Linked DNA regions of Homo sapiens: all the other regions are linked to region 3. A link is a contact called in ENCODE Hi-C or POLR2A ChIA-PET data. All regions are on one chromosome and are shown on one strand. The core of a region is the stretch at or near the end of the contact, and the rest is flanking DNA. Distances in the headings are between cores, read along the strand shown.

Region 1 (3,508 bases), core at 944-3,443, 860 kb after region 3:
TTTCTTTTTTGAGACAGAGTCTCGCTCTGTCACCCAGGCTGGAGTGCAGTGGCGCGATCTCGGCTCACTGCAACCTCCGCCTCCCAGGTTCAAGCGATTCTTCTGCCTCAGCTTCCCGAGTAGCTGGGATTATAGGCACATGCCATCATGCCTGGCAGATTTTTTGTATTTTTAGTAGAGACGGGGTTTCACCATGTTAGCCAGGATGGTCTCAATCTCCTGACCTTGTGATCCGCCCACCTCGGCCTCCCAAAGTTTGGGATTACAGGTGTGAGCCACCGTGCCCGGCCGAATATGTATGTTTAGCCAAGCCATTCGACATAAAGCTCCTGCCTCTTTTTAAGGGTCTGTCTCTGGTTTTGACCAGAAGCCCACCTCCCAGCCTGCAGGTTGTAACCCTTTATAAGAAATAAAGTCAGCCTGGCACGGTGGCTCATGACTGTAATCCCAGCACTTTGGGAGGCTGAGGTAGGAGGATCACTTGAGCTCAGGAGTTTAAGATCAGCCTGGGCAACATAATGAGACCCCCGTCTCCACAAAAAATAAAAAAAAATTAGCTGGGTGTGGTGTGAGAGCCTGTGGTCATGGCATCTGGCATGATTTTTATAAAGATAGTTTTATTTTAAGTATAAGAGTAGTTTTTGGGTAAGGTGTGGTGGCTCACCCCTGTAATCCTAGCACTTTGGGAGGCTGAGGTGGGTGGATTGCTTGAGGCCAGGAGTTTGATATCAGCCTGGCCAACATGGTAAAAAATGCAATGATCCTAGCCCTTGCCTCTTCCTGTACTTAAGATACTGTCTGACAGGATTAATGATTATGCTTCTGTGACCTATAAACAGATGTACTCTTGCACCCAAACCTTGATGAGATTTATGCTCTAATGTAACTTCTGAGCACATTTGATGTAATTTCTGAGCACATGGAGAGCCGCCACCACCAGTGTATAAACTGTCGGAAACACTGCTTTGGAGCAGTCTAGCAGAAACTCCCTGAAAGGCTCTCCCGGGTTGCAATTCTTGGTAAGACTTCTGAATAGAACTAACTTTAAATATTTAAAAGCTTGTTTTTTTTTTTCTTTAGTTGACATAACAAAGCATACCTTAGAAGTCTTTTTTTTTTTTTTTTTTTTTTTTTGAGACGGAGTTTCGCTCTTGTTGCCCAGGCTGGAAATGGCGCGATCTCGGCTCACCGCAACCTCCGCCTCCCGGGTTCAAGTGATTCTCCTGCCTCAGCCTCTGGAGTAGCTAGGATTACAGGCATGCGCCACCACGCCCGTCTACTTTTGTATTTTTAGTAGAGACGGGGTTTCTCCATGTCGGTCAGGCTGGTCTCAAATTCCCGACCTCAGGTGATCCGCCCACCTCGGCCTTCCAAAGTGCTGGGATTACAGGCATGAGCCACTGCACCCAGCCAGAATTCTTTTTCCTCTTACAGAAAAGGAAAGGTTTCACCATGTTGGCCAGGCTGGTCTTGGACTCCTCGCCTCAAGTGATCCACCTGCCTCGGCCTCCCAAAGTGTTGGGATTACAGGAGTGAGCCACCGCTCCCGGCCTGTACTTAGTTCTTTTAAAGAGAAAACTGGCAGGGCGCAAAACTGGCCAACATGGAGAAACCTTGTCTCTTCTAAAGAAACAAAAATTACCGGGCATAATCCCAGCTACTCGGGAGGCTGAGGCAGGAGAATCGCTTGAAGCCGGGAGGCGGAGGTTGCAGTGAGCCGAGATCGCGCCATTGCACTCCAGCCTGGGCGACAGAGCGAGACCCTGTCTCAGAAAATAAAAAATAAATAAAGAGAAAAAAATACTGACTTTCAGCACCAACTTGTGGTCCCAGGTAAGTTTCCACGCTGGTACTTTAGCCCTGGGCTCGAACCTGCGGACACGCTGTGGCTGCAACTCCCCGCCCGCCAGACCTCAGTACGCAGCGCGGCTGGTGAGAAACATAATGCACTCTGACTTCCACGCGTGGAATGGGGAGATGGACTGCACGGCGGGCGGACCTGCTCGGGCTGATGGACGGCAGGTGGACTGATGTGCGCAGGGACTGGCGGCAGCGCGGTCAGAGCCAGTCAGCCAAAGCCAGGCCAGCACAATAGACTGTCCCGGTTCCCGCCAGGAGGCGGCCGAGCACCAACTGTACGGTACTGCGCCTGCGCCGCGACCGCCAACGCGCCCAGTCTACGCTTGCGCGGCGCAACAGGGCCGACTGCAGCTGGAAGATGGCGGCGTCCGTGGTCTGTCGGGCCGCTACCGCCGGGGCACAAGTGCTATTGCGCGCCCGCCGCTCGGTGAGGTGGTGGCGAGAGCGCGGGGCTTCGGGACAGGGCTTCGGGAAGCGGACAGGTGTGGGCTGTTAGCAGTGGCAGGTCGAGGTGGGGAGGACGCGGGGTCAGGGCCGTGGGAAGGTCACGGCGGAGGGCGGGGAAAGGTATCTCGCCGCTTGCCTAGGGGCGGGGTTCGGGGGTCCTCCTGAGGACCTGGGAGGTGGGGAGCGATCCCCTGACCGAGTCCTCACTCGCGGCTGTTCCCTTCCACAGCCGGCCCTGCTGCGGACGCCAGCCTTGCGGAGTACGGCAACCTTCGCTCAGGCGCTCCAGTTCGTGCCGGAGACGCAGGTTAGCCTGCTGGACAACGGCCTGCGTGTGGCCTCCGAGCAGTCCTCTCAGCCCACTTGCACGGTGAGTTGGGGACGCTTTTGGGGAGAGGGCCTCCAGGTTGGGCCTGCCGTCTTTTCCCTGGTTGGGGTGTGACCTTGGGCTCGAGTCTTCCCGTTTGTGGTTTGGGTTCGGACCCAGGACCACTCACCCCGAGAATGGCCCCATTCCCTACCCTAGCCACGCCTTGGCTTCACGGGACAATCTTCACTATAAGCCAACATTATTTAGCATATAATGCCCGTTAAGTAGGCGGCCAAATTCTTTTCCAGCCTTTTGTTAAGGAGCCCATATAAGGGAAGTGATCATGTCTCCTCTTATAATGCGGAAAATGGGATTCAGACACCTTAGGTGACTTGCAGGGGTCCAGGTCTGTCAGCCTCACTGCCCAAGGTCATAATCTCCAGGCTAGACCAGAAATACATTTTAGGAAGCAAATGCATTTTAACAGTACAATGAAATGTGTGATTTTCCAAAAAATACAAATTCTCTAAATTGACACAAGAAATCTTGAGTCACAGATAGATATATGAATAGGTGAGAAGATTCCCAAGAAATAATTATCTCCTCCTCCTTTCAGCCCCCAGCCCCAGGGCCAGATGTTTTTATTGACACATCCTTTTAGTTTTCCAGAAACAATGTCCTGCGATTTAAATTGTTACTAAGCATAGGAAAAGGTGGCCTGCAACTTCCTTGTTATATGTCACTTGTTATAGTAAAGAATGCTATATTACATGAACTCTAAAATGTGCTAGATTGTAAGGAGCTGTCTGTGCTCCAGTGCCAGAGAAAGAATCTCAAGAATCTTGCCAATTTTAATCAAAGGATACTATAGATTGTAAAATGCCTCTTGCA
Region 2 (3,900 bases), core at 711-3,210, 620 kb after region 3:
AACATGGCAAAACCCCGTCTCTACTGAAAATACAAAAATTAACTGGGCATGGTGGCAGGTGCCTATAATCCCAGCTACACAGGAGGCTGATGCAGGAGAATTGCTTGAACCTGGGAGGTGGAGGTTGCAGTGAGCTGAGATCGTGCCATTGCACTCCACCTTGGGCGACAAAAGGAAGACTCCATCTAAAAGAAAAAAAAAAAGCCAGGTGCGGTGGCTCACGCCTGTAATCCCAGCACTTTGGGAGGCTGAGGCGGGTGGATCACGAGGTCAAGAGATTGAGACCATCCTGGCCAACATGGAGAAACCCCATCTCTACTAAAAATAGAAAAAATTTGCTGGGTGTGGTGGTGCACGCCTGTAGTACCAGCTACTTGGGAGGCTGAGACAGGAGAATCGCTTGAACCTGGGAGGCAGAGCTTGCAGTGAGCAGAGGTCATGCCATTGCACTCCAGCCTGGGCGACAGAGTGAGACTCCTCTCAAAAAAAAATAGGGGCCTGGCAGAACGGTCGCCCTCATTCCTTCCAGATGCCTTTTGAATGCTCTGCTGGATGGGTGGTTGGCTGAGCCGTGGGGCATCTGAGAACAAGTCAGTAGACCTTCTCCAAGAGTATGCAATAAGGACTGAGCAGGAAAAAAGTTGGAGACTGCCTGTCCCCTCACAAAGTTGATGGTCTAACATTCTTCTCAGGGTCAAGAAACTTGTCCAGGGAGACACTGCTGTTTATAATCACAGGCCTGCTTAGCCTAGAACCTGGGCTGGCCTCTTCATCAGTGGGGATGAGGGCTCCTTGCTCCCAGCTGCTCAGCTCCCAGCAGCATTGAGCTCCTGGGTGTGTGCCAAGCCTGTATGGGAGGTGATAGGGAGGATTTTAATTAATACTGAGTAATTACCAGGCGGTGTTTAAGCATCCCAAATGCCCTCAGGTTCCCAAACCTACAGCTACTCTCTTCCTGGCTAGGCCTGTAAGGAGAGGGGGACTCTGCTCTATGCCCAGTGGGCCTTTGGTTAGCACGTAGGCTGTAGACTGGACATCCCAGGAAGGTCTCCACCTTTTTCAATACCCTTCCAGTTTGGTAGGAGGAGGAGGGCAATTTGGGAAATAGTCTGGCCTCTACAGTTCACCTATACCATCTTCCCAGGGGCAAAGGATAACAATGCCTGTGGTCTGCTCAACTTCATCAAGCAGTGTTGACCTAGGGCCCAGTGTAGAATGTGGGGAGAGGAATGGGCAGACCTAGATCTGGGGACCCTGGTGAAAGTGCTCCAGGAGGAACAGGCACAGAGGTCTTTGCTGCTTTTGGCCTTATTTCCCTTTCTCACTGTACACATTTGGCTGAGTGAACTCTTTCAAATTTATTTTTCTGTCTGTGGCTCTCAAATTATGATCTCATTCAAACGCCTACTTCCTACAAGGCCTTACCCGTTTGACATCTCAGAGACCTGACAGACTCCTGAGTTATTCCACCATTCCACCTGGCAGCCAAGGTGGTCTTGACTCCACCAGGCCTTTGCTCTTGTTGTATGTTCAGATGGCTTTCCTCCAGATCTTCCCCTGGGCGGGTCCTGCTCAGGCCTCGGGGCTAGCTTGAATGTCACGCCGGAAAGTGAGCCCTCTCTTGCCCTTCATCACAGCAGAATCACACTGATGTGCTCGTATGCTTCTGCTTCTCGCTGTGTCTCTGGTGCTTAGTAAGTGCTGGCCAAAAAGAGGCTCTTGGCATCAGCTGAAAGAATAATTTAAAGGTCTTCAGGACCAGGCGAGAGGCACTAATCGGTCCCCTTCATGGGTAGACCGTTCATTACCTAATTCCCTGGATTCCCTCCGTGAGCTGGCATCAGGAACACTCCACTGTCTCGACCCCCCGACAGCCCGAGGGGGCGGGTCATCTAGTGGCGCAAGCGCACTGAGGGCCGGTGCTAAGCGGGGACGCGCACGCCCGCGGTGGCGTGCGTCACAACCAGGACGCCTGCCCCGCCCGTCCAGCTCGCCTGCCCGTCGGTCCCCGCGGCGGCGGCGGCTGCCCAGTGACAGCGGCGGCGGTGCCAGGTCGGCCGTGGTAGCGTAGGGTTGCGCGGCCCGGAAACGCAGAGCCGGCCAAAGAGCGGCGCGACGTGAGCCGGGGCCGTGCGCGAAGAGACCTCGCGGGCGCGGAGCGAAAGGCCGGCGTGAGTGAGCGCGGAGACAGTGGCCGCCGGCGGCCCAACCCGTCTATCCCTTCGGCCGCCGCCGGCATGAGCCACATCCAGATCCCGCCGGGGCTCACGGAGCTGCTGCAGGGCTACACGGTGGAGGTGCTGCGACAGCAGCCGCCTGACCTCGTCGAATTCGCAGTGGAGTACTTCACCCGCCTGCGCGAGGCCCGCGCCCCAGCCTCAGTCCTGCCCGCCGCCACCCCACGCCAGAGCCTGGGCCACCCCCCGCCAGAACCCGGCCCGGACCGTGTCGCCGACGCCAAAGGGGACAGCGAGTCGGAGGAGGACGAGGACTTGGAAGGTAGGCTGTGGGCGGGGCCCTGGGGAGTGGTGCAGGAGGTCTCCAGAGGTCTAGAGGGGTGGCAGGGAGCCAGGTGTCGCGCCGCAGCCAAGCCGACCGCAGGCTGGGATTGGGAGCTCTGTAGCCGCGTTTCTAGCGTTTCCCTGAGACACCGGCGTGAGCCCGCGTGCGCCACTTCCAAATTGAGCTCCGCGATCCTGCGAGCCCTAGAGCGCACCGAGTGATTTGTCAGATCCAGCCTTGAAGGAAACGTGCGCGCTGTCGGCCCTGCTAGAGGATCCCTCGCCTTTGCTTAAGACCCTTCACCAGTTTTGGCTTCGAAGACAACAGCGTTCTCATCCAGTGACTTGTGTTTAATTGATAGGACAGTAAGTTTGTTTGGAAATAATAATTTTTTTTGAAAAGTTACTGTGAAAACTTTTAAGCATAGACAAAAGAGGAAAGGTGAGATGAATCCCTATATGCCATCACCTACATTTAACAGTTGCGTTTGTCACAAAGTTTCATCCATACCTTTTTTCTTTCTTTGCCGAAGTGTATTAAAGCAAATCTCTCAGGTCATTTCACCTCTGCTTACTTGAGTTTGTATTTCTTCAAACATGGTCCCTGGGAATATTCCTATTTTTAAAAACTTGGCCAAAACGATTGAATCAAATTTGGTGAGAGTAAATAATTATCTTGCCGGCCGGGGCAGTGGGCCCCTATAGTCTATACCAGCTACTCTGGAGGCTGAGGAGGAAATATCGCTTGAATCCAAGAGTTCGAGACCAGCCTGGGCAAAATAGACACCCTACCTCATTTTTGAAAACGAAAAACCTGGCCGGGCGTGGTGGGTCACGCCTGTAGTCCCAGCACTTTGGGAGGCCGAGGCGGGTGGATCACCTGAGGTCAGGAGTTCGAGACCAGCCTGGCCAACATGGCGAAACCCCGTCTCTACTAAAAATACAAAAATTAGCCGGGCGTGGTGGCGGGCGTCTGTAGTCCCAGCTACTTGGGAGGCTGAGGCAGGGAGAATCGCTTGAACCTGGGAGGCGGAGGTTGCAGTGAGCCAAGATCATGCCACTGCACTCCAGCCTGGGCGACAGAGCGAACTCCGTCTCAAAAAAAAAAAAAAAGAAAAAGGAAAAACCCAGTAACTATATTCTTGTTTAGTGGGTGGGTTGTAGCTTTAAAGGAAAGGATCCCAGCAGAGACTGAGATCAGGAGAGCAGCTTCATTGGCTCTACTTGCTGTGTCAGGATTTATCATTTAGTAATAGTAAACCTTCTCCAAGAGTTTGCAATAAACTCCAAGAGTACGCAATAAGGACCGAGCAGGAAACAAGTTGGAGACTGTCCCTCCCCTCACAGATTTGGTGATCCAAGATCATCACACCTTTTTTTTTTTTTAAAGTCAGGATCT
Region 3 (3,433 bases), core at 934-3,433:
CCTCCAAATCCCACCATCCTCAACACTAACCAGACACAAGCAACTCTGTAGGTCACTATACCAGGTAGTCAACAAGGAATTTAAATCCTTGGTTATGCTTGGTCTTCTGGCCCATGCATTCCAGAATGTAGCTCCTCCCCCATCATGGCAGGACATCCCCTCTGTACTACCTTTTCAGTCTCTCTTTTCTGATGGCTCCTTCTCCCTCCCCACCTCTCCTCTGTTAGCTGACTTAACTGCCAGAGGTCCTGACCCCCTCCCTCTTCCTGCCACTCCACCAGCAATATCTTTCTAAACACAGGTCTGGGTCACACCACTCTACTGATTAAAAGGCTCCCCAGACTCCTGCACCCCGCATACAAAGTTGGAACTCCTGAGCACAAGGCAGGCCCAGAGCTCGCACCTGCCAAGCTGGAGGACTCCCAAGCACTATTTTAGGTGCTCATGTACATGTGGTTCCCTGTGTCCAGGCCTTGATGTCCCCCACTAATTCCTGCTGGCCCTGAAAACCACAGCTCAGGAATTCCCTCTCTCCTCAGGCTACTATGTGAGCACGCTTAGCGGGCAGACACTATTAATCATGGGTTCCCTGGTCCCCACTGCCCCCTAAACTGAATTCCTTAAGGGCAGAAGCAGACTCTTTTACATGGGTCCCTAGGATCTACCACAGAATTTGGCAGGTAGTGAATCAAAATATTTGTTCAAATGAATAAATGCATTTTGCAAAATCAATTTTTAAGAACAGTGAGGATTTGCACTGTGCCTCTTTTAACAAAAGCACATGTCAGCACAAGCTTTTATATCCCATAGGGTCTTCACATGATGGATCCAACTCCCTACTGAAATCTGATTTCTCCAAAATACAGGACACAGGCCATGAGCTCTTCTTCCTTAGTTCACAGCAAAAAAAACCCACAAAAGTTCAACTAAACTTCTCCATACTCAAACTATGGATTTTTATGCCTCCAAAATGTAGTACGGTTGAATTCTTTTTTAGAACAGGAACATTCCAAAATAATGTCTCTGAACTTAACTAAGCATAGAACCTGATAAAACTGCAATACCCCATCTACACCAGACTTTGCAAAACACCTGAAAGCACATCCAGCTCTTTATCTGGAATTATGTCCTATAAACACCACCTTCCCTTCACGGAGTCTGGCTTCTATGCCAGGAGTCACTTCTACTCGCTTATTTAGGGAAGCAGCAGGCTAGAATCTTAAGTTAGACTCTGCGCTATGAAGGTGCTGTCCCAGGCTCTTGCCTCAACCAGTCAAAACTTCATCGTCACCATTAAAACTAATTCTGAAGCAACTCGATTTACAAAAATAAGAACTTTTCAAGTTATAGAGATTAAAGGATGCATTTTAAGTTACCAGTTGAGTTTGTAGGAAACTAACTTAGAATTTATGGCAAAAAGATTCCAAGCCGAGACGACATTTTCTGTGGAGACACTATCCAAATACACTCGCAGGTGAACCAGGTCTGCCAAATACAAAGTGAAAAGGTAGTAAGTAAACAAGCTTCCAAAGGAGCTCAAGTAAGGATGACGGAACCCACCAAGGCTCTGAGCAGCTCTGACAGAGCAGTGGCGGCAGCGGTGCCCTTCCCTGCCTCTAGCGGGGCTCGACTCCCCACAGTCGGAATCCGGCCCAACTGGGCCACAACCCCTATTGGAAGCCAGGGAGGCGGCCCGCAGGCGGCTCACGACCGCGGCCAAGGCGCAGGCTCCACGTTCCCGGGAGCGCGGGCCGAGCTAAGGCCTGGCCCATCGCCGCGGCGCGCGGCCCGGGCCTTGCAGCCGAACGCTCCGAGCCTTTGCCTGCGGGACCCAGAGCAAAGGGGCGGCTCCGCCCGGGCGGCACCGCCTCCTCACCCACAAGGACGTCCGCGGCCGTGTCCCCGCCCCGGGCCGAACAGCGAGCAGCAGCAGGTGTTCCGCGGAAGGCTCAGCCGGCAGCAGGGATGGGGGCCCAAGCAGCCAGGCACAGCGGATAGGGCGGGCGGTGCACTCACCCAGCGCCGGCGGGAGGACCGCGGCAGGTGTTCGCTCCTCCTGGCCCCAGGACGCCGCCACCGCCGCTCCCCGGGGATTCGGCGCGAAGCTGCCGCCGCCGCCACCGCCAAGCCTAAGAGGCGCGAGCGCCGCGCCGCAGCCTTCGCGCGAGCACGTACCGGGCGGTGAGAGGGCGCTGAGCGCAAGGGCGGGGCGCGCGGCCGGAGCCTAGCAACCGCCTGACACGCGAGTGTTGCAGCCAATCCAGCGGCCAGCTCCGCGCGGCGCCGACTGGCTGTCCGCGCGCCGCCGGCTTCTGCCTGCGTCGGCCGCTCCGCAGCGCGCCGCACCCGCGCGCAAGCCCCGCCCCGGCCAGCACCTCTCTGCTCATTGGCTAGCCACTCCCCCGCCCTAAAAGTCACGCCCCATTATGGAAGCCTCGCCCCCACGGCCAGGGAAGTCCGTCCCGGGACACACCCCGGCGGTCGGTCCCGGTCACTCGGAGCCTTCAGAACCAGTAGTGTGGGGGAGGGGCTCCCCGCCCAACTTCAGGCCTTTGGGCCTCTAAGACTAATCAAGGGACAGTCAGGACTGCGAACTGGCCCAGCAACTGGCCACCCGTCGACTGCGTTCAGCCCTCCTTATTTCCTTCGAATGCAAATCAAGGGGTATTTCTAAGCCATGAGAACAATCAGGAAGCGTTCTCTCAATTGCAAAGGATGAAAGCCTTGCTGCCCGGCCCTTACACGGATGGGAGACTGAGGCCAGGGACAGGAGGAGCGGGAAGCTAGCTCATCTCCTAGAGCCTCGCCCACAGCAGGCTGGGGAGTCGGAAAGCGCCTCAGGCCTAACCCTCGTCCCCTCCCCCTGCCTGGAACACTGGAATCCGACGCCTGCTCTCCTGCCCAAAATAGCTCTAACTCGCAGGCGCTGGTCACTCACTCCTAGTGGCCTGCATTCTTTTGGTGGGGGAAGAAATAAGAGAGGGGGGTTGCTGCCTGGAACATTCAAGGGGAGGGTCCTAAGGTAGCTCTAGCTCTCCCCAGGACTTAACCTGCAGCCCCCCACCCCAAAAGCCCCAGACTTCACAGTTACTGAAACTGACAGTTACCGGATGGGTCTGGGAATGAGACCCGTGGTGGGCTCTGCTTCTCATCCCCACACCATGCGCAGGATGGGTCCATTCCCTCCTTGGCCTGTGGCCAGGCTGGAATTCCAGGCCTGCACTCTTGACAGCAAGCACATTCTGAACACAGAACTGGCTGCCACCAGCCATGGTTTCCTCCCTGGATCCCGGAGAGCTCTGGGGCTCCCTGGCTTTCCCTCCCTCCTCAGGAGCGTCTGGGAGATGCAAGTTGCAGAGATAAGAAAGGAATGCCCCATCTCCCAAAAACATACCTTTTTGCAATTATCTATACTTCAGTGTCTCGGCTCCAA
Region 4 (3,970 bases), core at 82-2,581, 750 kb after region 3:
TAGTCAAGGGGTACTTTGAGGTGTTTGACTTGAGCAATAAGAAGGGCTGAGATGCTATCACTCAATTTGGGGAAAGTGGGGTGAAGTAGGTTTGGCGGATGAGCCAGTGTTAGGGTAGCACAAGTTGCGTTTGAGATGCCAGCAACTGGAAGTCAGAGTGCAGATGTCTAGTTGACAGTGGGACTAGTGAATCTGCCACTCAGGAAGGGTCTGGACTGGACAAACACTTTTAGGAGTGATTGACATGTAGGTGGCATTTGAAGTCATGAGCCTGGATAAGATTTTGGAAGAGTGAGTGTAGACAAAGAGAAAACACACAGATGAGAAACTGGTGAGACTGGAGGAAACCAGGAGGACATGGAGCCCTGGAAACCACATGCTAAGGTGAGAGGAGCTGCTCACAGAAGTCTCTCCTATCCACTGTTATAAGGTCAGGGATATTTATTTATTTTCCTTTTTTGTTCACTGCTGTATTTCCAATACCGAGTGTAAGTGCTTAATAAATACTTGTTGAATTAAAAAGTGTATGAGTGAATTTACACCTTTGCAAATGCCCAGTACACAGGGCTGCAACATTGTTCTCCTTTACAGAAAGAGCAGAGATCAGGTAGGAGGCTCTGCCCATTCTCAGTGGCACTAACCCTCTCCTTTGCCTTTCACAGCTATGCTGACATTCACTCAGGTGAGAGCCCTTCTGTCCAACACAGGCCCAAGACAAATGAGCCTCAGACAAGCCCTGTGGTGTGGTGCTTGGTGGGAGCTGGGTTGGGCACTGGGTCATCCACCAGTCCCCAGAAAACTCTATGGCCACTTCTCTGTCCACCCTTCCATATCTAATAATCTGTCTGTCTGTATCTATAACCATTTCTTTGTCCACCGTCTACAGGCACTCTTTTGTCCCTCTTTCCGTCTATTCACATCCAGTCTTCTGTCCATCTGCTAGAGTGACCAACTTCCCAGTTTGTAGTGGACTGTCTCTGTGTTAGCATTGAAATTCCTGCATCCTGCGAAATCGCTCACTACTGAACAAACCAAGACTGTTGGTCAATCCATCTGTTTCCCAGGTATCCTGCTGTCCATCGGCCCGCAGCTAGTCTATCCACCCAACCGCCCGTCAGACCTCCGGCCCACCCTCCCAGACGGAGGACAATGCTCCGCCCTCTCTGGCCCCGCCCCCAGTCACCGCCTTTTCCGGAAGCTGCTGCAGCGAATCCTGGCACCCTAGCAACAGCGCCTTTCAGGCTGTCCAGTCCGCGTGCGCAGCTCCTAGGACGAGCCAATAGTGAGGGGCACCGGGAGCGAGGTGCAGGGGGCGGGGCTCGGCCTGGCCGCAGCCATTTTGGTGCGAGAGAAACAATAGGACGGAAACGCCGAGGAACCCGGCTGAGGCGGCAGGTAAAGCTCGCGTCCTATGGCCCTAGTGCCCGAGGAGCTTTGAGGGAGATTTTTTCAGGCTACTGGGAAACGGGATCTCTGATCATTGGAGTCTCCCAGGTTATTTGGGAAAGACTTCTTCCGTGGTCATTGTGGGGGAAATCTCCCGGGGTCCCTGTGGATTCGATTTCCCTGGGTCATTTGGGAGGAGGGTTTTTCTTCTGATCATTGGGGGAGGGATTTCCGTGGTTTTGGGGGTCCAGCATCCTCCCCGGTCATTGGAGGGGGTCTCCCGGGTTTGGGGGAGGGCAGGATCTTTCCTGGTCATTGAGATCTCCCCGGGTCTTGGGAAGCGCAAGATCTACGGTGTCATTGAGGGGTCTCCCCAGGTCATTGGCGGCCACGATCTCCCCAGATATTTGGCGGGTGGAGGGGTCTTCCCGGATCTTTGGATAGGGAGTCAGCTCAGCGCCTCAGGTACTGTTACCTGGGGTCGGCAGATGTGCAGCCATTTTGAGTGTTGAATGCCATTTGGGCCCGTCAGATGGTGTTCGATGAGGGAATCTACACACTTAACCTTATTATAGAAAAAATGCCTTTAAATGGATAAGAGGACACCTTTATAGTGATATTTCCACTCTTTACGTTTGATTACAGACCGCTTTTGTCTTTTGCATCCTAATGGCTTATTTCATTTTAGGATTGTATTCGTTCTCATATATCAACTAAGCTACACTAGCAGAAAAGTGAGTGAAAATAAAATGTAGAAACCAGTAAAATCCAGTGCTCTTAAATACCAGGGAAAACAGAACTAGTCACTGCTTGGAATTAAACATTTCCGTAGCAGAATGTACACAGAACAAAAAATCATCTTGAATAGTTTTAAGAAAAAGTACTGGCACTTTGGAACGTGGTAACAAAAATGTTGTAGATCATCGGTTCTATGATATTTTTAATAGAGGACCATGATTACAGTAATTTTGTTGAATTCTAGTGTTTAAAATGTTTGCTGTATTTGCAGTTGTAGCCAGGTAATATTTTAAGTGAACTAAGATGCTTATTTATATAGGTTGTTGCTGTGGGGTTTGTATAATTGCATCGTGTAACTTGGGTGTTAAGTATTTAAAGAGAAGCTTCAGGGTGTTGTTTTAACTTTAGCCACTATCAGAGTTAGAAAGGGCCAAATGAATACTTTATCACATTTGACATAATAGGCAAATTGATGGCCTAGTAACTTTTTTTTTTTTTGAGAAAAAGTTAAACTGTTAACTGTCATTTAAAATTTTTTTTCTATTTTCTGTGGTCTTGTCTGACATTGTCATTTCGATAGATTTACCTGCTTTGTGACTTTAGAATTCACAGGCATTGTTAGAAATCAAATGGAGAATCACTTGAGCCCAGCAGTTCAAGATCAACCTGGGCAACATAGCAACACCCTGTCTCTACAAAAAAAAAAAAAAAAAGAGAGAGAGAGAAAGAAATGAAATGGATAAGAACACTGACTAGAGTTAATACAATTGTAGAAACTAGCTTTTTGTTTGTTTGGTTTGTTTTTTATGCAGGGCCTGGGTAGGGAGGGAGCAAGGCAGGGACCTGGGAGATCTAGAAATCAGTGTAACAGATATAATAGATTTCTTTTGTGTTTCAAAGCTTCCTAGGTGACAGACAGGTACACTGTATGCTAGCCCTGTATCTGTCTGAGCAGTGGAATGTGCCAGGAAAGAAGGAGCAACCACTGACTGATGAACCTTTGCCAGTCTCCCTTCCAAGAGGGATGCCAGAGCCTTCTGTAAGCTCCTGAGATGTCACTGGTATCTAGGCAACAGGGATGAGCCTGAACCTCCCTGAGGCCAGCTTACTGAGGTGAAAATTTTCCATTGTTTGGCTCATAAAGAGGATGCACTGGGGAAGAATTTTCCCTTTAAGTGAAGTTATTTCACCTAGTGGGATAATCTTGGGTAACAAATTGAACACACTCTTATACATTAGAAAGTAAGCAGATGATTATTCTCATGTTATTACATTTTAAAGCATGTTTTTGTTTTTTTAAATTATGTTTTTGCCTATTTGTGTACCATATAATAAAAGTAATAAGAAGTAGTTGTGTTTTACAGTATATTCTGGTGGCAAGGAAATGTCCTTCTCTCCAAAAATTGAGTTTAGAGCCCACTTCAGGATTTGGAGAAGTCAATTTGCCGAGATGATGCACAGTTGATTTGGGTCTGTCATCCATAACCAGCTTCAGTAGTTACTAATTCCTGGCCAATCTTGTTTCATCTACACTGTGCCTATCCCCATCACTGCCCTACTTTTTTTTTTTTTTTTTTTTTGAGACGGAGTCTCTCTCTGTCGCCCAGGCTGAAGTGCAGTGGTGCGATCTCGGCTCACTGCAAGCTCCGCCTTCCGGGTTCACGCCATTCTCCTGCCTCAGCCTGCCTCAGCCTCCGCGCCTGGCCTGCCCTACCTTTTAAAGAAAGAAAGGGCCAGGGCCAGGCTTGGTGGCTCATGCATGTAATCCCAGCACTTTGGGAGGCCAAGGCGGTTGGATCATGAGGTCAGGAGTTCAAGACCAGCCTGGCCAACCTGGTGAAACCCC
Region 5 (3,635 bases), core at 83-2,582, 810 kb after region 3:
CCAGCCCTATTGGTGAGAGGGCAGGGCTTGATTTCCCTCAGCCATAGTCCCTTTATGTCTCTGCACATTTGCCCACACAGTCTCCAAGACCTAGGATGCCCACCCCCAATCCCTATCCCTCCCTGCCCTTCCTTTGCAGATGCGGATCTCCCCTTGGTCATTCAAGGCACTGCTCAGGCATCTTATGCAAGAAGGCGTCCCAGGTTGCGAAGGTGACTCAGACGCCTCCTTTGGGACTCCAACACCCTTCCCCGGCAGAGCCCCTGCCTGTCTGCCTCCGTGGTGTCAGGTTTTGTGCCCTCTACTCACTAGATTGTGGACACAGAAAGCGCTGGTGCTGTCAAAACCACTTCTGGGTTGCCGGGCGCGGTGGCTCACACCTATAATCCCAGCACTTTGGGAGGCCAAGATGGGCGGATTGCTTGAGCCCAGGAGTTCAAGACTAATCTGGCCTACATGGTGAGACCCTGTCTCTATAAAAAATGCAAAAATTAGCCAAGTGTGATGACATGTACCCGTAGTCCCAGCTACTCGGGAGGCTGAGGTGAGAGAATCGCCTGGGGAGTTCGAGGCTACGGTGAGCTGTGATCACCACTGCACTCCGAAAGAGTGAGACCTTGTCTCTAAATAGATAAATAAAACTACTTTGGGGGACTCGCTCCTCCAGCCCCTGCACCGATTGGCTCCCATTCAAAGGAGTTCAGCCCTAAGTGCCTCTGCAGATCTTCCACCCCCACTCACAAACCCGTAGGAACCCCGGCCGTGTATCAGGCCCAGAGCTCTGATCCTGGGGAGGTCCTCAGATTCGTAGACAGGAGAGGGAACAACTGGACACCTGTTGCCTGACCTTGGTAGCCACAAGGGGCGCTCGGGAGGTGGAACCCGCAGAAGCCCCGCCTCCCGGAAGCGGAGCAGTCAAGGGGCGAAAGGATGCGCCGACTGATTGGTTGATGGTGATGTCATAGGGACCGTTCGGGGCGGGCCAGAGGCCTTGGCCAGGAGTTCCTCGCCTGTTAGAACCAGGATCCACCCCATCGCGGGAGCCGCACCCTGTGGAGCGTTCTGGGGTCCCGGCCCTGACCTCTTCCTGGGCTTCGGGATGCCCGCGTCCTCTGCACCCGGCGCTGCAGCTCGTTATCGATTCCGCCTTTGGAGGCCGGTCCGTATAGTGTACCTCCCGGACTCTCTCACGGTTAGCCGGCAACCCGCGGAGCCCCCTCCCCCATGCGATGAGTCCGCCGTGAGGGGCGGGGCCTCCCATTGTGCCAATAGAAACAATGACTGACCGATTGGAGTGCTCCGCGTTCACCCCTCGCCTCCGCTCCTCTCGTGACGTCTGTTGCGCCAGGTCCACCCATTGGCCTGGCGAGACCGGCGCGTGCCAGGAGTTACGCAGGGAGAGCTGGAATGCACCGAGGGTGGGGGGAGGACTGAGTTTCTGTGTCAGTCCCTTCAAGGGGTTAAGGCATGCGGTCGTGACGGACGAGGGGCGGGGACCCGAAGAAGCGGGGCCCGCAGCCATGGGGCAACGCCGGGCTCCACGTGGCATCCCAGAGCACTCGGGACTCGCAGCCTGGGAGGGGGTGCAGCCTCCAGTGAAGGGGCCCCGAGCCCGGGAGACTGCTGGGGACCAGCAAGGCAGGGAAGAATTTGGCCTCTGCTCCCGCCTCGGGAGGGTCATCTCTGGTCCCTGCTCCGCAGGGGCGATCCAAACAAGCAGGTGGTCGCGACATGTTTCATAAAACTAGCTGATGGGATAGTTAAAGCTATTGTTCGGGGTGCTGGCACCCCAGACCCCTCTCCAGCCATCGTCCCCTCTACCCCAGGATTTCACACAGTACCCCCTCCCAGAGCTATGAGAACGCTCATGGGCACCAAAATTTCAGACCAAAATCCGGGACACGGTTCAGAACTAGTGGTCAGGAAGGGGGAACAAGAGATCTGGAAGGACAGAAAAAGGCTGGGAGACGGAGCTGGGACAGCGCCCTAGAAGGAGGGAGGTGGGTGAAGGCGGCGACCGAAAGTGGGGAGGGCGGACCCAACGACGGCGAACCTTCGCGCTCTGTTCAGCACCAGGAGCAACGCTCACGTCCTCAATAAAGATGGCGGCAACATCTTCGGTCCTCAGAGCTGCCATGCGCGATGGGTTGTACCACCGTGTTTCGGGCGCCGGGGCAGAGGTGGAGCGAACCATCGGGGCGGCCGGGAGCCATGTTGGAGCGGCGGGAGGCGGCAGCAGCGTCGGGGATGCTGTGGTGGGGGCGGAAAAAGCCAGGGCCGCACGCCGGAGGGGCTCCGGCCGCGGAGTAGATGGTGCCCAGAGGGCGGCGGGGGTGCGGAGAGACAGGCGGAGGGGCGGGGGCCCGGGGCGGCGGCAGGGGCCCGGGAGGGGGCCCGAGCGGCGGGGCCAGCCCAAGGCCCGGACCGGGGCGGGGGGCGGTGGAGGCCGTGCAGGGAGGCGGGGGATGATGGCGAGGCGGCCGCCGTGGCGGGGCCTCGGGGGACGGTCGACCCCCATACTCCTGCTCCTTCTCCTCTCTTTGTTCCCCCTCAGCCAGGAGGAGCTGGGGGGCGGTGGGCACCAGGGCTGGGACCCAGGCTTAGCTGCCACTACGGGGCCAAGGGCGCATATCGGTGGCGGAGCCTTAGCTCTTTGTCCGGAGTCTTCCGGGGTCCGGGAGGATGGGGGGCCTGGCCTGGGGGTCAGGGAGCCTATCTTCGTGGGGCTCCGAGGGAGAAGGCAAAGCGCCCGGAATAGTCGAGGGCCCCCTGAGCAGCCGAATGAGGAGCTGGGGATTGAACACGGCGTCCAGCCATTGGGCAGCCGCGAACGAGAGACAGGACAGGGACCAGGGTCTGTGTTATACTGGCGCCCAGAGGTCTCCTCTTGCGGGCGGACAGGACCTTTGCAAAGAGGTAGTCTGTCACCAGGGGCTCTGTCCTCAGGGGTCCCGGGCTCGGGGAACAGCTCGCCCCTCCCTTCAGACTTTTTGATTCGGCACCACGGTCCCAAGCCGGTGTCCTCCCAGCGGAACGCTGGGACAGGCTCCCGCAAAAGAGTGGGCACCGCGCGCTGCTGTGGGGAATTATGGGCAACAGGGAGCAAGGGTCAGGGCGAGAGAGCCACGACATCCGGAGCAGAAAGGACAGCCCCCCGGCGGAACTGTCTTCCAGGGGCCTCGGGATCTGGCCCCGAGCTGGATTCAGCACCACGCACGGCGAGGACAGCTCCTGCATCAGGTTCAGCACCCCGCGAGTCTCGGACAGCTCCCGAGCCGGCGCCCAAGCGCATGCGCTCCCGGGGTCTCTTCCGCTGCCGCTTCCTCCCGCAGCGCCCCGGGCCGCGTCCCCCGGGACTCCCGGCCCGTCCTGAAGCCAGGAAAGTAACCTCGGCGAACCGGGCACGCTTTCGTCGCGCCGCAAACCGCCACCCGCAGTTTCCGCAGTACAACTACCAGACGCTGGTGCCGGAGAATGAGGCAGCAGGCACCGCGGTGCTACGCGTGGTTGCTCAGGACCCGGACGCCGGCGAGGCCGGGCGCCTAGTCTACTCGCTGGCGGCACTCATGAACAGCCGCTCGCTGGAGCTGTTCAGCATCGACCCGCAGAGCGGCCTTATCCGTACGGCGGCAGCT
Region 6 (3,611 bases), core at 811-3,310, 910 kb after region 3:
CGAACAGAATGAGTGGCTTTGGAGAAGTAGGGAGCAGGTCACGAGGGGCACCCAGCTCATCAGGAGCCGCCCATGGATGTGCTCAGATCTGCTGGGACTGGGGTGGAGGAATAAGCGGGTAGATACTGCAAAAGGAGGATGAGGAAGGAGGAAGTTGTTGACTCTGCCTGGGGCAGGGTGTTCCCAGGGCAAGCAGCTAGAGCTGGTTTGGGGGAGGGTCCAGATGGGCTTCCAGCATGTGGACCTTTGGAATCTTCAGTTCCTATGAAGTGGGCAAGACATCTGTGTCAGTCATCTTAAGGGTCCTTGCCAAGCTTTAAAGAGCTGGGTGGACTTGGACTGATCCAAGGCAGGGCTGTGGCAGGGAGGGCATGGGAGGGGGTGCTACACCTATAGCCCACGAGGCCAGTCTTGTTGCCAGTCCCATGCCCTCAACACCTGGCTCCTGGCTGGGTACACACTGGGCAGAGAGAACCTGAGGATGCAGGGCACCTGCCAGGGGTGTTGTGGATGACATCGCTAGAGGGCAGTGTGGCTCAGGTTGAAGCCGTGTTGGTGGGGGCTGGGGCAGAGAGTGTACAAAGCTTGGAGAGGCGGGGCTGGGGATCCCGAGGAGGCGGGAAACTGCAGGAGTCCGGTGGGGGCCAAACAAGAAAGTGAGCCAGGGGTTTAGGAACTTCTGGATCTCTCCCTTGTTCCTTGTCCCCAGTGCATTTTCAAAGACAAGAGGGAGATACAAATATAGTAAAAGGCAACCATAACGTATTTTAAAATGAATTTCTTAGAGATTGACATACTTAATTTATACTGTAATACTGTAAGATAGACAATGTGCACATCCCATTTTCCTGAAGAGAAAATGTTATTAACATATTATTTTCAAAAAATATGTAAAACTTTAGTTAAAAAAACCAAAATACTAAAAATCAAAAAAAAATTGTAAAAAATGAAATTCTGGAAAGACGATTAAGATACTCCCAGGGCTTAGTGAGTACCCAAAGTACTTGGTTACTAAGTGCCACGCACGGCCGGGCGCGGTGGCTCACGCCTGTAATCCCAGCACTTTGGAAGGCTGAGGAGGGCGTATCACCTGAGGTCAGGAGTTCGAGACCAGCCCGGCCAACGTGGTGAAATCCCGCCTCTACTAAAAATACAAAAATTAGCAGGGCGTGGTGGTGGGCGCCTGTAATCCCAGCTACTTGGGAACCCGAGGCAGGAGCATCCCTTGAACCCGGGAGGCGGAGGTTGCAGTGAGCCAAGATAGCGCCATTGCACTCCAGCCTGGGCAACAGGAGCGAAACTCCGTCTCAAAAAAAAAAAGTCCCACGCATTTGCTCCCAGCAGCCAAAGCAAAGAAAGAGGAACAATATTGAAATGTGTTTTGAGTCTCTATCCATGAGGTAAAAGAGCTTTTCCAGCGTGGTTGAGCATGCTCCTATGGACGGCGGAAGAGTCCCGGGGCTCGGAGCAGTCAAGGGGGACCCCGAGGAGGGGCAGGAGGGCGCAGCGGAGTTGACGGCTGGGACTGCAGGCCTACTGGCCCCTGTCGGCTCTGACCAACCTGGCCGTGCGGGTCACGTAGGCCTCGTCCCACTGCATGAAAACCCCTCCCTCCTGGGGGCCCTGGGCTCCCTAGCAAGGAGGTAGCAGAATTCACGCGTGCCGCTGCTCAGGGATGCAGCGCCAGGGCGGAGCCCGTAGGTGGGGCCTATGCAAATCAGCGCGGGCAGGTTGGGAGAGCTGAGTTTGCGCATCCGGGGCGGGCCTGCACAATCCGGGCCTTGAACTGGGGCGGGACCAGTACAATCCGGAGTTGAGCATGCGCATTCTCGATCCTGGCCTGAAGAACTGGGCCCACTTGTTCCAAAACGGGCGGGTAGGTGAGTTGGGCATGCGTGGTCGGAGGCCGGGCCCCTTTCAGCTGGGGCGGAGCCTACTCACTCTGGGGCGGGACCTGCGGGAAGATAGACATGGGCTGTCGCGGCTTGAGGAGGGGCGGGGCCCAAGGGGCGGGACCTCGGGTGGCCCGAGGTGGCCCGGCTGCTGGGTTGGAAGCGGCGCAGTCCGACTCATCCCGGCCCCGGGATGGCGTCCCCACGGGAATTGACACAGAACCCCCTGAAGAAGATCTGGATGCCATACAGCAATGGGCGGCCCGCTCTGCACGCTTGCCAGCGCGGTGGTGAGGCGGGGTCCTCTGGGAGGAGGTGGGAGGTGCACCGGGATGGGTGGGTAGGGCGGCCTGGGCGGGGGTCTCGCATGGAGAAGGGGCGGGAGACAGATGGGGAACCGGGGACAGGTGAGGTTGCCGTGACTGGGGAGGCTGCTGGGGACAGGTGAGGCGGTCGTGACAGTGGTGGGCCAGAGACAGGTGTGGCAGAGCAGGGGGCGGGGACAGGTGTGTGGGGGCATATCGGCTTGGCGGTGGCTAGGTCTGGCCACCATCACCTCGGGGAGGGCTCTGGCCCCCTCGCTTCCCTCTCCAATCCCCATCGCCCCCAGTCTGGGGAGGACCCTGTGGGCACCCCAGGCCCTTCCCTCTCTCCTGGCCAAGGAGTGTGGGCCGGGTTGTTGGACTGGAACTGAGCTGTGTGGCCCTAGGTGAATTACTTGGCCTCTCTGAGCCCAGAACTTTCAAAGGTGGGCTAGTTTTCCAACAGGAGGAAGGGTGCCTCTTGGCCTTAAAGCTGAGCTTGGGCAGGAACTTCAGCAGAGATGTGCTCAGGATAGAGACAGAAAAGTATGCCGTGTGGGCCTGTGTCTGTGTCCCGGGACATGTAAGTATCCACCTGGGGTCATGGGTGTACAGTAAAACTGGAGAGTGAAACAGCTAGGAGAATGCTGAAATTCATGGAATTGTTAAGGGGCTCACCTCTCCTAGGGTCCCAGGTGTTTAAACCGCTTCCTTGAGTTTCTGCCTGTCCTTAAATGAGCTGGCAGTTTTTTTTTTTTTTAAGAGATGAGTCTCGCTCAGTGGCCCAAGCTGGAGCAAGTGCAGTGGCGCGATCATAGTTCACTGCAGCCACGACCTTCTGGGCTCAAGCAATCCTCCCACCTCAACCTCCCGATTAGCTGGGATTATAGGTGCGCCACCACACCCAGCTTTTTTTTTTCTTTTTTCTTTTTTTTTGTAGAGACAGGGTCTTGCTATGTTGTCTGGGCTGGTCTCCAACTCATGGCTTCAAGTGGATCCTCTGGCCTCGGCCTTCCGAAGTGTTGAGATTACAGGCGTGGGTCCTGGCCTGCAACTTTTTTATTACCAGGAAAAGAAAGATTTGTTTTAGGAGTAACTGAAACATTGTAATGAATTTGCAGCTTGTCCAGCACCTCAGAGAACATCTAGTTTAACAGACAGTGAAATGGAGATCAGGAGATTGAGTGACATGCCTGGGTCTCCCTGTGATCCTGCCTCTGCTTATGTATGATAAGCAAGGGGAGAGTTCTTTGTGCTCATCCTGCTGCAGCAGCCTGGAGCCATGGCTTTGATCATGATATGAGTCCTGGGGGAAGGGTGTGTGTATTTCTGGCCACACTGTGAGTCCTGGCAGGGGAAGGCCATGTTTCTGACCAGACCAAGTCGTGGTAACTCATGGCTTTGATTGTGATGTAGG
Region 7 (3,927 bases), core at 695-3,194, 770 kb before region 3:
CGTCGACACCCACTCACTGCCGCTGCCGCACTCACAGCAGAGACAGGAAGAGGCAAGCGCCCAACGCAAAGCAGCCCAGGAGGCTGGGCCGCCGCCCCTTCCCGCCCCTTCTCTTCCTCCCTGAGGCAGCAGCGAAGCGGATGCCATTTTGAAACCTCCAAGGCTGTGCCCCGGAGGCCGGGTCCGCAGGGACAGTCAACAGATGGCCCATAATGGACATACATGCTGTTCCTCGGCCACAGGTCCAGCACGAAAAGCCCTGCTTTTCACAGCCTGGGAGCCCTATGACAGTTCTGAAGTCGAGGGGCCACACCCCCCCATGCACTTCTCAGCCTACAACGGTGCTGCGCTGTTGCAAGGGCCTCCCTCCCCCCAACTCTAAAACCCCCAAATCAAAATTAGACTGCCACTGGGCACCACACCTACTTCCAGTGGGAAGCTGGATGGGGACAGCCAGTAGGCCCACCGTCTTTGCAAAAGGCCAGCTGGGATGCTCAGAGGCACCCTGGCCCACCCCCAGCTGGCCCCTCAACTCCTCATTCAGCTAGTCCACCATCCCCCTTCACAGGGTCCCAAGATCCAACAAGCCCCCCAACTCTCAGAGGCTACATCCCAGGCCTTGCAGCCCAGAAGGGGTGTGGGCAGCCCAGCACCTACTAGCAGATCTCCTGGGCTCACCCGCAGGGGCAGCAATATGTCGGCTGTCTCACCACTTCCACTTCCCCCCACTCCTCTAGCAGCCACCATCTTTTCTGGCCTTGGAGGCGGCCACAACCCTAACTCCTCCACTCTCTCTCCTACTTCCCAGACTGGCCTTCGAAACTGGAAAACATAGAGCCTCCTTGGGAAGCCTGAGGCCTGGCCCCCTCCCCCAGCGTGACCAGTGGAGCCTCAATCCAGCCCCGTGGGGGTTCTGCATAAGGCAGCCTAGGCCCTCTCCAACCCAGGGCTCCCGCCTCCTAGCCCAGCCCACTTGGTGCAGGAAGGGTGGAGGGATCTGGGGAAGGCCAGAGTGTAAGAGGACTTAGGGGAGGATCAGCAGAGGGTTTCGGGAGTGATGCCTGCAGAGAAGGATCTGGAGGGCAGGAAGCAGGGAGCAGGGCTCGCTGAAGGGGTTCCAGCTGGAGATGGGGCTCAAGAGCAGTTTCCCACTCGAGAGGTTCCTTGGGTCAGAGTGCACAGGTGGAGGATACAGATTCCAGACTAGGGATGGGGCACAGAAGGAGAAGGAGGGAGTGGGTGGGGGGCCTGGCAGGGGCCCCGCGGGATGCTCATGCCCAATAGGAATAAAAGGCGCAGGTGAGGAAAACAAGCGGAGCCTGAGGGTTGGGGAACAAGTGGCGGGCATCCTGGGGGTTTGGGCAAAGTGTAGGGAAGGATGGCGGGGCTCTGAAGTTCTGTGAAGCTAGTTAGCAAGGGGGGATGGCCAAGCAGGGCACTGGACCGCGGGTGTTGGGGCACTGTTGACTGGATTTGGAGGTCTGGGGTCTGGGATGAGACAGGGGTCTGGTCTAGAGTCTGGGCAGGATCAAAGGTCTAGTCCAATCTAGAGTTTTCAACCCTGGTCCTGGCCCAGGTGTGGGGTCCCAGACAGCCCGGGTCTGGGAGTTTGAAGCCCTAGTCTGGGAGGTCAAAGTCCTTGTCTGGGGATTCGAGCTGGGAATCAAGGATCCCAGTGCGGGACGCGGCCTCACCCAACAGCAGCAACTTCACCTCCCGCGCCGCCTTCTCTCCGTCCTCCCGCAGGTTCTTGTCGATCATCTTAGAGCGCTCGGCCGCCGCCTTGTCCTCGGCGCTCACGGTGCAGCCCATCCCGCCGTCCGCCGGCCCGGCCGCCGCCCGGCCCCCACACGGCCCACGGCCCGGCTCGGCCCCGCCCGACCCACTCCGCTCCCACCACCAGCCCTCTGCGGGAAGCACTCGGGTCGGCAGTTCCGAGCGACTGCGGGAGGCGCCTTCCCTACCGCCGCGCACCGACGGCGGGGCGGGCCGGGGGTGGGGCCTGGGCGAACCAAGCCTGTGACTGGGCCGGGGCGGGCTTGCAGGCGGGGCCAGAGGAGATTAGAGGCTGTTGATTGGCTCGAGGGCGGAGCGAAGGGGGAAGTTAGGCGCAGCCCAGGCTCGGGCCTGGGCTGCAGGCGGGGCCACGCGGAGAAAAGGCAATAGGGGTGGTTCCAAACCCCGGGACCCGGCACTGGGCGGGCTGCAGGCGGGACCGGGCTGTGATTGGGTGCGGAGCGCCGGGAGCTCTGTTGCTGGACAGCCGGGAGGGCGGATCTGTTAACCCGAGGGTGGGGATCCGGTGCCCTCGAGGGCAGAGCAGGAACCAGCCCTCTGAGCTTCTGCGAGTTGGGCGAGTTAGGTGGAGGAGGCGTGTCTTTGTCATTTGTTAAAGTTAATGAGTCCAGTAAACTTGTTTTGGGATCTACGAACTCGGGAGCCTTTCTGGACTGCGGTTTTCTCAGTCTTAAGGCGGGTTTACCGCCTTCTCCCTCTGGGTTGCAGCTAGTCGAAAAAGGAAAAAAAAAGGCCGGGCGCAGTGGCTCACGCCAGTAATCCCAGCACTTTAGGAGGCCGAGGCGGGCAGATCACTTGAGGTCAGGAGTTCTAGACCAGCCTGGCCAACATGGTGAAACCCCATCTCTACTAAAAATACAAAAATTACCCGGGCGTGGTCGTGGGCGCCTGTAATCCCACCTGCTCAGGAGGCTGAGGCGGGAGAACTGCTTCAACCCGGGTGGCGGAGGTTGCAGTGAGCCGAGATCGCGCCATTCATTGCACTCCAGCTTGGGCGACAGAGCAAGACTCCGTCTCAAAAAAAAAAAAAAAAATTGGTTTCCATCTTTACACCTTTGCCTAGGCTGTCTCCTTTAGCTGGGTGGCTTCTCATATCCATCCTTCCCCAATCTACCGGGAGGCATTCTTCGGCAGGCAGCCATCCTGGACTCCAATCTGGGACCAGGCAATCAGGACCCAAGGGAGAAAGGGAGAGAGGATGAGAGGGTGGAGAGGGAGGAAGAGAGGAGGGCGGGCAGGCAGGGTGAGGGGGTTGGGAGGGAAGAAAGAGGAAGAAGTTGCCACTGGACTTCTAGAAACAAAAGTGGCCATGATCTTATGACCTGTCTCTTCCATGGCCTGTCCACGTCTGGAGGTGGCCATGATCCCACATCCCACCCTCCTGTGGCCTGTCCCCACTGGGCAATGGCTGCAACCCTATGGCCAGGCAAAGGTGGGGTGGAAGCAGCAGTGTTTCTAGCTGAACATTTCAAGTCTTTCTGATCCTGTGCTCCAGGAGCAGCCCAGAGCCCCACCCTCGATTGGACATTTGAAGGGTCTGCCAAAAATTAACCACGAAGGCATTTTGTGTGACCCCAGTGCCATGAGGCTAGGAGGCCCCAGCCCAAAGGGAAGGCCCCTGAAGCAAGACAGGGTGCTTGCCACCAACAGCCCGGTGTTTAGCATAAACCCCTTCCTTAGAACCTTGGTACACATTTTGGCTGGGCATGGTTGCTCATGCCTATAATCCCAGCAACTCTGGGAGGCTGAAGCAGGCAGATCTCTTGAGGTCAGGAGTTCGAGACCAGCCTGACCAACATGGAGAAACCCTGTCTCTACTAAAATACAAAAAATTAGCGGGGTGTGGTGGTGGGCACATGTAATCCCAGCTACTTGGGAGACTGAGGCAGGAGAATCACTTGAACCCAGGAGGCGGAGGTTGCAGTGAGCTGAGATCATGCCATTGCACTCTAGCCTGGGCAAGAGTGAAACTCCATTTCAAAAAAAAAAAAAAAGACCGGGCACGGTGGCTCACGCCTGTAATCCCAGTACTGGGAGGCCGAGGCGGCAGATCACGAGGTCAGGAGATGGAGACCATCCTGGCTAACACGGTGTATTTTGTACTAAAAATACAAAAAATTAGCCGGCGTG

Evidence for each region. A loop is a pair of places that touch in the nucleus more often than their neighbours do. ChIA-PET counts read pairs that join two places held with the same protein, here RNA polymerase II (POLR2A). Pooled maps may share reads with other maps.
Region 1: a pooled map shows a loop between it and region 3 (16-fold over the local background). The contact joins the promoter of UQCRC1 here to the promoter of DAG1 in region 3. A Hi-C loop is called at or near these places in 8 of 50 pooled maps. POLR2A ChIA-PET finds 5 or more read pairs at or near these places in 2 of 52 experiments (A549 and WTC11).
Region 2: a loop to region 3 is called in a map of B cell, with 6 times the contacts of the local background. The contact joins the promoter of PRKAR2A here to the promoter of DAG1 in region 3. A Hi-C loop is called at or near these places in 1 of 168 maps with a recorded cell type or tissue (B cell), 1 of 37 single-sample maps with no recorded cell type and 9 of 50 pooled maps. POLR2A ChIA-PET finds 5 or more read pairs at or near these places in 3 of 52 experiments (A673, GM10248 and MCF 10A).
Region 4: a pooled map shows a loop between it and region 3 (16-fold over the local background). The contact joins the promoter of IP6K2 here to the promoter of DAG1 in region 3. A Hi-C loop is called at or near these places in 2 of 37 single-sample maps with no recorded cell type and 11 of 50 pooled maps.
Region 5: a loop to region 3 is called in a map with no recorded cell type, with 16 times the contacts of the local background. The contact joins the promoter of LINC02585 here to the promoter of DAG1 in region 3. A Hi-C loop is called at or near these places in 1 of 37 single-sample maps with no recorded cell type and 6 of 50 pooled maps. POLR2A ChIA-PET finds 5 or more read pairs at or near these places in 2 of 52 experiments (WTC11 and activated CD4-positive, alpha-beta T cell).
Region 6: a loop to region 3 is called in a map of B cell, with 24 times the contacts of the local background. The contact joins the promoter of PFKFB4 here to the promoter of DAG1 in region 3. A Hi-C loop is called at or near these places in 1 of 168 maps with a recorded cell type or tissue (B cell), 2 of 37 single-sample maps with no recorded cell type and 10 of 50 pooled maps. POLR2A ChIA-PET finds 5 or more read pairs at or near these places in 1 of 52 experiments (CD8-positive, alpha-beta memory T cell).
Region 7: a loop to region 3 is called in a pooled map, with 17 times the contacts of the local background. The contact joins the promoter of GNAI2 here to the promoter of DAG1 in region 3. A Hi-C loop is called at or near these places in 2 of 37 single-sample maps with no recorded cell type and 11 of 50 pooled maps. POLR2A ChIA-PET finds 5 or more read pairs at or near these places in 2 of 52 experiments (RWPE1 and activated CD4-positive, alpha-beta T cell).

What each region holds. Positions count from the first base shown.
Region 1 is chr3:48,608,331-48,611,838 of GRCh38, reverse strand. UQCRC1 (ubiquinol-cytochrome c reductase core protein 1) reads left to right here and starts at 2,193. Exons shown (of 13, transcript NM_003365.3): 1 at 2,193-2,287; 2 at 2,537-2,677. The coding sequence starts at 2,219. RefSeq lists enhancers at 1,803-1,912, 1,609-2,123, 2,203-2,302 and a silencer at 2,473-2,572.
Region 2 is chr3:48,845,934-48,849,833 of GRCh38, reverse strand. It overlaps PRKAR2A (protein kinase cAMP-dependent type II regulatory subunit alpha), which reads left to right and starts at 1,960. Exons shown (of 11, transcript NM_004157.4): 1 at 1,960-2,499. The coding sequence starts at 2,238. PRKAR2A-AS1 (PRKAR2A antisense RNA 1) reads right to left here and starts at 1,897. Exons shown (of 3, transcript NR_109997.1): 1 at 1,809-1,897; 2 at 1,426-1,729; 3 at 1-847. RefSeq lists a silencer at 1,818-2,147.
Region 3 is chr3:49,469,017-49,472,449 of GRCh38, reverse strand. DAG1 (dystroglycan 1) reads right to left here and starts at 2,183. Exons shown (of 3, transcript NM_004393.6): 1 at 2,017-2,183. RefSeq lists a silencer at 1,765-2,504.
Region 4 is chr3:48,714,582-48,718,551 of GRCh38, reverse strand. It overlaps IP6K2 (inositol hexakisphosphate kinase 2), which reads left to right and starts at 1,331. Exons shown (of 6, transcript NM_016291.4): 1 at 1,331-1,395.
Region 5 is chr3:48,661,465-48,665,099 of GRCh38, reverse strand. It overlaps LINC02585 (long intergenic non-protein coding RNA 2585), which reads right to left and starts at 1,332. Exons shown (of 3, transcript NR_111921.1): 1 at 1,287-1,332. It overlaps CELSR3 (cadherin EGF LAG seven-pass G-type receptor 3), which reads left to right and starts at 2,214. Exons shown (of 35, transcript NM_001407.3): 1 at 2,214-3,635. The coding sequence starts at 2,466. RefSeq lists enhancers at 1-392, 759-828, 889-1,248, 1,563-2,148, 2,019-2,208 and 1 more.
Region 6 is chr3:48,555,252-48,558,862 of GRCh38, reverse strand. It overlaps PFKFB4 (6-phosphofructo-2-kinase/fructose-2,6-biphosphatase 4), which reads left to right and starts at 2,060. Exons shown (of 14, transcript NM_004567.4): 1 at 2,060-2,182. The coding sequence starts at 2,086. RefSeq lists enhancers at 1,348-1,437, 1,568-1,657.
Region 7 is chr3:50,234,221-50,238,147 of GRCh38, reverse strand. It overlaps GNAI2 (G protein subunit alpha i2), which reads right to left and starts at 1,944. Exons shown (of 9, transcript NM_002070.4): 1 at 1,695-1,944. The coding sequence starts at 1,812. RefSeq lists enhancers at 132-211, 2,066-2,676, 2,677-3,287 and a silencer at 1,737-2,196.